Regions from separate parts of the Homo sapiens genome. Here region 2 is linked to region 1. Evidence: chromatin contacts called from ENCODE Hi-C or POLR2A ChIA-PET data. All regions are on one chromosome and are shown on one strand. The core of a region is the stretch at or near the end of the contact, and the rest is flanking DNA. Distances in the headings are between cores, read along the strand shown.

Region 1 (5,420 bases), core at 2,800-5,299:
AATGGGGACAAGGTTTAGAGGTAAAAACTCTGTGAGGGGGCAGTCTTAACAAAAAGGTAATGTGATTTATGAAAATTAAGAACTTTTGTGCAAGGGAACACACTATCAACAAGGGAAAAGAAAACTCATCAATTTGGAGAAAATGTTGGTAAGTCATATATCTGGTATGGTCTTAATTTTCAGCAAATATAAAGAATTTCCATAATTCAACTATAAAAAACACATCAAACATGCCAAATGGAAAGCTTTGATGAGCATGCTGACAAACTGGAACCTATGTACACTGTCCAAGGGATTGTAAAATGGCTTAGCTATGAAAAACAGTATGGCAGTGCCTCAAAAATTAAAAACAAAATTACCAAATGTTCCAGCAACCCACTTTTAGGTCGAATTATATTCAATTCAAAAGAATTAAAAGTAGGATCTCAAAGAAATATTTGAAAACCATCGATGGCTGGGTACAGTGGCTGATGCCTGTAACCCCAACACTTTCAGGAGGCTGAGGCAGGAAGATCAATTGAGCCCAGGAATTTGAGACCAGCCTAGGCAACAGAGTGAGATCCAATCTCTATAAAAAATAAAATAAAATGAATTGAAATCCATTGTTCACAACACCCAACAGGTAGATCAACCTAAATGCCAATCAATGGATGAATGGATAATGAAAATGTATATATATATACAACAGGATATTATTTATTCTTATAAAATGACATCCTGTCCCATACTACAACAGGCATGAAACTTCATGATACTAAGCTAACTGCAAAAGACCAGTCAGAAAAAGAAAAATGCAGTATGACTCATCTTAGAGAAGTTATATAAAATTGTCAAACTAACTCAATGGTACACTTAAAATGCTTGAGCTAGTAAAATTTTTAAGGTTTTTCTTATTGTAATTAACTAGAAAAATTATTGTACCAAAAAGGAAAACTAATTGACTAAAATATGGGCAATGGCGCGATCTTGGTTCACTGCAACCTCCGCCTCCCAGGTTCAAGCAATTCTCCTGCCTCAGCCTCCTGAGTAGCTGGGACTATAGGCATGCACCACCATGCCCAGCTAATTTTTGTATTTTTAGTAAAGACAGGGTTTCACTATGTTGGCCAGGCTGGTCTTGAACTCCTGACCTCATGATCCACCCGCCTCAGCCTCCCAAAGTGCTGAGATTATAGGCATGAGCCACCACATCCAGCCAAGCAATGGATTTTAATGACATTTCTCCCAGACATACACAAATGGCCAACAAACACATGAAAAGATGATCAATGTCAAGAATCAGCCATGGAGTTTTACCCAATGTCATTTTGGGTAGTTACTGAATAGTTTCCTCTCATAAAAAATATTCATAAACAAAATATAATTTTTTTCTTTTTAAAATTTTATTTATTTATTTAATAGAGACGGGGTCTCTCTATGTTGCTGAGCTGGTCTTAAACTTCTGGACTCAAGTGATCCTCCCACCTCGGCCTGCCAAAGTGCTGGGATTACAGGTGTAAGCCAGCATGCCAAGCCCTAAAGTTTTTGTTTTTTTGAGGAAAATTTTCACCCTGTCTCCCAGGCTGGAGTGCAGTGGTGCCCTCAAGGCTCACTGCAGCCTTGGATCTTCGGGGCTCAAGCGATCCTCCCGCCTTAGTCTCCCGAGTATAGTAGCTGAGACTACAGGAATATGACACCATGCCCAGCTATTTTGTTTGGTTGTTTTCAGTAGAGATGAGATCTTGCTATGTTGCCCTGCCCACTCTGGTCTTGAACTCCTAGGCTCAAGCAATCCTCCCACCTGGGCCTCTGAAAGTGCTGGGATTACAGGAGTGAGTCACTGTGCCTGGACTAAAATTTTTAAAAAATGTTTTCTTTCCCGTGTCTCTACTAAAAATACAAAAATCTGCCGGGCATGTCGGCACATGCCTGTAATCCCAGCTACTTGGGAGGCTGAGGCAGGGGAATCGCTTGAACCCAGGAGGCCGAGGTTGCAGTGAGCCAAGATAGCACCATTGCACTCCAGCCTGGGCAACAGACACAGTGAGACTGTCTCAAAAAAAAAAAAAAAAAAAAAGTTTTCCTTATTTTCAGAGGTGTTGATAACATTTTTAAATAGTGCTATTCATTTGTCTGTGGAAAAATGATAAAATATGGCAGCTGTTTCAAATGTAGCATGGGAAACACATAATTGATAAGGATGTCAATTGGCGAGGGGAAGTTGGTGTTTTTGAATGTGAGGAGAAAACCAGAAATTTAGGGATTTACTGTCATACCTGGGAAGAACTAGGCTGGGAGAGGGGTCCCAAAAACTCCCTCTTTGATCAAACTAGTCAGGCTCCTCAGAGCCCCCCTCTTCTTGAGTAGACTTTGGCCTTTTCCTGCAGAGCCCTGTGGTAGCAAAAACCCTTCTAAGGGAGTTTAGAGAAAATTCCCCCAAACCTGATATCCAATCAAGTCCCTTTTCCCTACGTTTGACAATCTCTTCCCTAATTCTTGACACTAAACCAACTTCCATCCTCTCCCTCACCTTGCCTATTAGCTGTAAATTCAATACTGTCGTTGATGCAGCCTTCACCTCCTGGGCTCAAGCAATTCTCCTGCCTCAGCCTCCAGACTAACTACAGAAGCGGCCATCATACCTGACTAATTTTTTTTTTTTTTAACAGAGTCTCGCTCTGTCGCCAGGCTGGAGTGCAGTGGCACCATCTCGGCTCACGCAACCTCCGCCTCCTGCGTTCAAGCGATTGTCTTGCCTCAGCCTCCCGAGTAGCCGGATTACAGGCACGTGCCACCACGCCCAGCTAATTTTTGTATTTTTGGTAGAGTCGGGGTTTCACCATGTTGGCCAGGATGGTCTCGAATTCCTGACCTCGTCATCCGCCCGCCTCGGCCTCCCAAAGTGCTGGGATTGTAGACGTGAGCCACCGCGCCCGGCCATACCCGACTAATTTTTTAAAATATTTTGTACAGACGGGGTCTCGCCATGTTGTCCACGCTGGCATCACCTTGCCTTACGCTGGAATGTTAAATATACTCTTTTAAATTGGAAAGGAAATGAAACCCAAATGTAAAGAAAAAAAAAAAAAAGCTCTATGGGGGCGGGGGGAGGGGGGCGGGCCAAACTCTGATTAAATTGTTGTGCCTCACAAACTAGCCTTGTATAAAAAACGTTGTAATCCTGTTAAATTTCTTGCCTATATAAGCAAGAACTTAAACTTTTAAATTTGAAACACTGAGCCCATTTCCGTGGATCCTGTGTTTTCCCAAATGGGCCATTCCCAGCTTCTTGCTTGAGTAAACTTTAAAAAACTGGAATCTGATTCTTTTATTTCAGGTTGACAAGTCCACATACGGCGACAGCATCACTGTAACTAATCAAGTATTTAATCCTGTTTGCCTCCTCATGCAACTTATAAAAGCCTTTTCTTCAATCACAAGCCATGACCGGGTGTTTCTCACTCGGAATCGCTGTTGCTCCAACAAACTCTTTAACTGTTAACAGAGCCTCAGTTTAATTTTTAGCAGAAGAAAGGCGGGACACATCCGACCCCCCATGACCCTCCCGTGGCCCCCGCACAATCTGGGAAGACGCCGGGCTGCGGGCGCGGAGCTGCCCAGAGAGGACTCCGGGGCCGGGGCCGCAGTCGCCGCGTAGGGACGGGACAGGACGCCCGGGGTCCCAGCTGCGGGCCCAGCCCCACCTGGCGGCCGAGCGGACCGAGGGCCAAGCCACGCCATGGGGGACGCGGGTCCCAATCGCCGGGGTCGCCCGAGCGGAGGCCTGGGTCCCGCCACAGCAGGATCCTGTTGGTTCCACCCAGCCCCTCTTCCACGTATCTGGACGCTAGGCCGGGCACTTTACCATTTCCCTGCTTCTTGGTGTCCCGGCGTCCTCTTTATGACTCCGGAGCAGGTCACAGCGCAGGTGACAGCGTCACAGGAGCCGTGGCGGAGGCACCTGGGGCCTCTCGGAGCAGCAAGGACTGGATGCAGAACGCAACGGACCCCAGCAACAAAGGAGTGCAGAGACTCTGAGTGCGGCCTTCTGCTTCCCCGGATTGACAGTTGGCAGGGCCCCGTCCCAGGGCCCCTGATTGGATGGGGTTCCAGGCTCCGCCCCTCAGCCCTGAGTGACAGGGTAAGCCCTGGGTAACGGAGCCCTGCAGAGCCCGGCTGATTAATCCTAGCTACAGCCTTTCTAAGGCTAAGCTCACTCCCTGCGCCCTGGTCGTTGGCTATCTGCATTTCAGCCAAACTTGCTACTTATTGTTAGAAGGGGCACTGTTAGCTTCCTCGATCTTTCAGAAATGTGTGCTGGGAATTCCAGACTCGGTGTTCAATGGAGTCATTCCTTTGCCTCATAGCAGGAAGGAAATCCAGGCCAGGCCAGGCCAGGCAAGACTGCACCAGGAGGGAGAGGCAGGTGTCCTCTACAGGGCGGGAATTGGGGATGAGACTTCCTCACACTCCCCCCGTCCCACCCCTGAATATGGAACCGCTTCCTCCCCCTAGACTTCATTTTCACCAGCAGAAGTTCTCACCTGGGGTCAGTTTAAGCTTCTAACCTAAGTAAACTATTACCTTCACAAACCCTTTCTCCAGGTGACATGTCAGACAAATCTTACTGAGCCTGATCTTCACAGATTATCTTTGTATGTACAAATTACAGTCTGTCGCCGGGACCCTTTGCACGTAAAAACCAAACACTGCCCCCGCAAAACGTCCCTAGGCTCTAGGTACAGCCCCAGTAAGGACAGAACCTCCCCCCAACCCCCCTACACAAAGTGCACCTGCACGTGAGTCTCCTGCTTTCCAGGGCTCTGTAGCTTCTCAGGATCCACATTCCTTCCGCAGCTGTTCTGAGCAGCTGGAGGCCACCTGCAGTAGAGGGCAGGCTGCCCGGGAAACACCCAGGGGAGCTCCCTTTCCCTCCCTTTGCCGGCTCCAGACTGGCCTCAGCAGGGTGTCACTGGCCTTAGGCTCTGCTGCCCCCTACAGGTTATTCACTTCATTGATCGGTTACCTGAGACAAACACCCTCAGTTCCACTGTACGTATGTATAAAGTGGGGAAGGAAAATTCTAAGATAATTGAAGTGAATTAAAAGACTTGCAGGCAGGGTGCGGGGGCTCACGCCTATAATCCCAACCCTTTTGGAGGCTGAAGCGGGAGGACTGCTTGAACCCAGGAGTTCATCATCCTGGAAAACGGAGCCACACCTCGTCTGTACTAAAAATTTAAAAATTAGCAGTGCGTGGTGTCCTGAACCTGTAGTCCCAGCTACTCGGGAGGCTGAGGTGGGAAGATCTTGAGCCCAGGAGTTTGAAGCTTCAGTGACCTATGATCTCGCCACTGTGCTTCAGCAAGAGTTGTGATAGTTGTATCAGATAAAATAGACTTTAAATAAAAAACAGTACAAAAAGACAAAGAAGATCATGA
Region 2 (4,822 bases), core at 2,248-4,747, 1.1 Mb before region 1:
GCAGCGCAGGGTTCTGCTGAATCACCTGCCGCATGTTCTGGAACTGGGGCTGGTCCCGCAGGAACTCCAGGGGGTTCTCTCCTGCTGGTAGTAGGAAGGGGTGCAGTCAGACACCACGCCGGGCTCCTAGGAGCACTGCGGGGTGGAGTGTAATGTGAGTCAGGTACCTGGAGGGCAGATGCGGCATGTGCACACCCACCTGCTTCCGTGGCCGGCTGCTCCGATACCTGGCTCTCCTGGACAGAACCGTGTTCCGGCTCGGGGCTCCCAGGAATTCCCTGTCAGGGGTCCTGTTTAGTTCTAATGCACAGACCTCCTGCTGCCACCCTCCTCCATGCCCTGGCAGGACACAGATGAGGCCTCGGCCCTGCCCTCCAGAGGCCCACCCATCACTCACATCCAGCCTCCTGTGGGAAGCCTTTAGTGGCTAGAATCACTACCCAAAGGCTTTTCAGGGCAGGTTTTGCCTTCCCAACCGCCCATCAGGGCAGTGACGCCCGGGTACTCCCTCAAGGCCTCCCCGGGAGGCGGAAGCCCCACCTCACCGTGAGCAGATACTCCACGGCTCGGTGGGGGTTGTTGTAGCTGGCTCTCAGGGCGGCCACGACCCGCTCTCGCTCATAGCCCATGGACATGATCTCCGTCAGCATCGTCTCATACTCAGAGCCCGTCACTGTGGAGGAAGCAGCAAAGCCTAGGTCACCAGGAAGAGGAAAGGGCAGCTCCCAGGCCCTCCCGCACCCAGACAAGGCCCAGCTGATGGCTGGGGCACCCAGTCACCTCTGCCCTGGGGACCACCCACCCACCTAGCGTGGAGGCCGCGTCTTCCTCTCGCCCGCTGCTACCTGAAGAGGGAACAGAGCTGCAAATTCAAGAGAGAGAAATCGGACCCTGGCTTCTGGCGGCTTGCCCTCCCTCCAGGTGTGTGGGACCACTTATGTGGACGCTGGAATGTGCTAGGAGGACAGGGCCCAAGCTGGGACTGCTGCCCCCGCCTTACCCTGACACAGACTCTGGGGACGTCGTGGGGGCGGATTCCTCTGATGGGCTCTTGTCCTCTCTGGCGGCAGGTGGGGGATGGGACATGCCTGAGGTGGGGGCAGGCGGGAAGGATGTAGAGGACTCTGGGGCAGCTGTGGGTGAGGCCTCTGGGGGTGCTGAGGTACCCTGGCCGGCTTTGGTCTGCAACAGCAAGAAAAAGGGAGCTGGCATCAGCAACCCTATCAGACCCAACAACCCGCTCCGCTGTGGCCCCGCCCTGTTCACAGCTAATCTCTCCTGGGCACACAGGCTCTTTGCCAGCTCCCCAGCTCGTCCACCCACCCTCCCAGCCAGCACACGTCACCCACCTTGGTCACCATGACGACCACAAAGTTCTTCTCATCGATGCGATAGTCCCTGATAGGGACATCGTCACTCAAGATCTTGCCGGCATAGATGAGTTTCTGTCCAGCCACGGGGAAGGCATCACGACCCTTCTCAGCTTCTATCTTCTCCTTTAGCACCTTCACCTAGAGGGAGTGGTACAGACAGTCACTGGAGACCCCAAGATTCTCTTTTCCCTTCTAGTTTAGGACAGAGAAACTGCCAGCCCTGATGGCAGAAAGGCAAGCACGCTGGGTTTTTTAAGCTTTCTCAGCATCTAAAGCATGCTAGATTTGAATTCATTCAATCATCATGCCATTCAACACAGTATTTACTTATACTAAACACCCATTATGTGCCAGGTGCTGTTTTAGACACAGAGGCCACAGCACAGAACAAACTCAACACAAGTAAGTCCCTGCTCTCAATGAGAGAACACTAATGTGAAGAAAATGTAATTTCGGGTAGTATAAAGTATAATTAACAGAATAAAGGGGACAGTCCCCCACTCTACACTCTACCTTGGACAATAAGTGACTAATAGTTAATAGTGATATTTTTTAATTTTAAGAGGCAGGATCTCGCTGCCGCCCATGCTGGATTGATGTGGCACGATCATCGCTGACTGCAGCCTCAAACTCCTGGGCTCAACTGGTACTCTTGTCCAGCCTTGGGAGTAGCTAGGACTAAAGGTACACACCACCACTCCAGACTAATTAAAAATAATTTTTTTTTGTAGATAAGAGTCTCCCTATGTTAGACTGGCTGGTCTCAAACTCCTGGCCTCAAGCAATCCTCCTGCCTCTGCCTCCCAAATCATCAGGATTAGAGGCATGAGCCACCGTGCCTGGCCAATAGTGCTACTGTAAATGTATATGTGTCATACCTTTTAAGTTTCCTATGAAATACGTTTAATTGGTCTCATTTTATTTATTGATTTTTGTTTCTTTTTTTTGTAGAGAACGGGGTCTCACTGTGTTGCCAGGATGATCTCGAATTCCTAGGCTCAAGGGCTCCTCTTCCCTCTGCCTCCCTAAGTGCTGGGATTACAGGCGGAAGCCAGCAGGCGACCGGTTCATTTGATATTTGAGAAAACGGAGGCACAGACAGGTAGGCAGGTTAACTTGCCCAAAGCCAAACACTTGAGCGGATCAAAAAATGTGTGTTTCCTTTTCTACAAAAAGTGGACTTCAATGTCTCCCTCACTATGCAAAAAGCGCCAAGTACCCAATAGACATTCAGTATGTTTGAATTAGGTCCTAATTCTACTTTTGACTAAAAAGGCAGCATAATATTTATATCGTGGACGCTCACACGAGGCAGAACCGAATTTGAATCCCAGCTCTGCCATTACTTGTGTGTGACTGTGGCAAAGTTCCTCAATCCCTAGGTTTCCACATCTGTAAAATGATCAGAGGTCCCCAATGACAAGCCCGTTTTGCAGAGCGGTAAAACAACACTACAACACTCGGTGACTGATAAAAAGTAAACGGCCAACAAACACGGACCACCAAAATTATAAAGACTGAGACCCGTTTATTATCATTAACATCGTTGTTGTCGTCACTACTCAGTATCTCCTGGTCATTACTCCTAGATTCGACCACCAGTGTCCCAAGGAGACGCCTGCAAAGCTGGGAACGTGGAGCCCAGTCTTGGAGAGCTTGGCCTGCCCAGGAATCCGAGCTTGTGACTCCCGCGCCCCGCGAGAGCGCTGACATTGGAGCCGGGGCCTGGCCAGCGCCCCGGGGGTGGGGCCTCGCCCGGAGACCGGCGCAGGAGCGCCGCCCGATCGGCTGGGGGCTGGGCCAAAGACCATCGGGGGGTCCAGGAAAGTCGGGCAGGTCGGGGGTCTGGGCAGGGCCGACCCGCGCCGTCCTCCCTGCCCCTCCCGTTGGGATTCTAGCCTCCCCGCCCCCACCCCACCCCCGAAACCCGTCGCTCCCGCCCCCGGGCTCCGGCCCGGCCCGCACCGTCTCGTCAGGCTCCATGCGGATCTTGAAGGTCTGCTGCTGCAGCGTTTTGAGCGTGATGGTGACGGCCATGGCGGGGCCCGAGCGACGCGGCGGCCCCGGGATCCTCACACAACATGCAACTCACGCCGCCGCCATCTTAGCGCCCAGGCGCGCCGCGCCGCGCGCCGACCACTTCCGGGGCAGGCAATGCGCGCGCTGACCACCGGCGCACGTGACCTGCGCACTCCCTCCTTGGCCTTTGTGGGCATGCGCACGAGCGCGTTCTCGAGCGAGGCACGCGCAGACTAAACTCCGCGCTGTGGGCGGGGCTTCTTGCTCGGCCCGCACACGTGGTCTCCTGAGTGACGCCATGCCCGTTATCGGTGACGTCACGGGGCTGCAAAGTGACTCTGGTGTCCCCACTCTCACGCTCAAATGAATTTTTAACAAAGTTTTTATGTACCTGTACTGGTTACAGACATTTGTATTTCTTCTGTAAAAACCTCATTTTGCCTCTTCCAAATGAGAATTTTTTCTTTCAAACAGTCTCTGTCACCCAGGCTGGAGTGCAGTGGCGCGATCTCGGCTCACTGCAGCTTCCGCCTTCCGGGTTCATGCAATTCTCCTGCCTCAGCCTCCCGAGTAACTGGGATTACAGGCACCCCCCACCACGCCCGGATAATTTTTTGTATTGGGTTTCACCGTGTTGGCCAGGCTGGTCTCAAAACTCCTGACCTCAGGTGATCCACCCGCCTCGGCCTCCCAAAGTGCTGGGATTACAGGCGTGAACCACCGTACCCGGCCCCCAAATGAGTTTTATTCTGGTCTGGGTATCCTGGCAGGAACCCTTGTAGAGCAGTCAAAGTGAAAGTTACTCAAAACTAGAAATACCTGAAAGGCCACCAAGCACAGAAAAAAAACCTTAAGTTGGAAGCGGGGGCAAGGTGCCATTTTGTAGCCTCATTCATTCTTTAGGGATCTGGAGTTTTGGAATGAACCTACAATTTTCATTCTTGGGTCTCCGGGCAGGAGTACTTTGTTGTACTATACCTAATCTGACCCCAGAAGTATTTAAAGATGTTAACTTTCAAAGCCTCACTACATTAAATACAGAATTCTCCCTTGGATCTACCAGTCCTGGAGGCATCCCAGAGGGGTTGGGCTGAGCCACAGGACCCCAAAGGAATAGAAGCATGAAAAAGGCCAGTTTAAGGGGCAGGGTGAACCAGATTGAGCCACTGTACGCCAGCCTGGACAACAGAGCGAGAGTCTATCTTAAAAATAAATAAATAAGCAGAACCAAAACTTACCAGTTAGGTTCAAGGATTCAGTAAGTTAGTATGTGGAGTATTTACAGCAGCAACAGCCATTCCCCCGTTGGTTTTGAGGGTTATGGGGTAAATAAGGGTCCCTGGAATCTTGTGGAACACTCAGCAACCTCTCTAGCAATAGCTGAAAAAGGAGATATACTGGAAACCCCCCCCCCCCCCAAAAAGACCACT

Evidence for each region. Hi-C counts contacts between places; a loop is a spot of excess contacts on that map. ChIA-PET counts read pairs that join two places held with the same protein, here RNA polymerase II (POLR2A).
Region 2: a map with no recorded cell type shows a loop between it and region 1 (8-fold over the local background). The contact joins the promoter of RAD23A here to the promoter of ZNF491 in region 1. A Hi-C loop is called at or near these places in 1 of 37 single-sample maps with no recorded cell type. POLR2A ChIA-PET finds 5 or more read pairs at or near these places in 1 of 52 experiments (PC-9).

Annotation. Positions count from the first base shown.
Region 1 is chr19:11,797,152-11,802,571 of GRCh38, reverse strand. It overlaps ZNF491 (zinc finger protein 491), which reads right to left and starts at 4,049. Exons shown (of 3, transcript NM_152356.4): 1 at 3,845-4,049. RefSeq lists enhancers at 3,788-3,947, 3,958-4,057, 4,283-4,794 and a silencer at 4,888-5,057.
Region 2 is chr19:12,944,537-12,949,358 of GRCh38, reverse strand. It overlaps RAD23A (RAD23 nucleotide excision repair protein A), which reads right to left and starts at 3,497. Exons shown (of 9, transcript NM_005053.4): 1 at 3,339-3,497; 2 at 1,350-1,511; 3 at 1,001-1,182; 4 at 807-862; 5 at 546-673; 6 at 200-278; 7 at 1-84. The coding sequence starts at 3,410. RefSeq lists enhancers at 881-2,080, 3,396-3,615, 3,027-3,719 and silencers at 2,710-3,004, 2,976-3,035, 3,056-3,245, 3,256-3,335.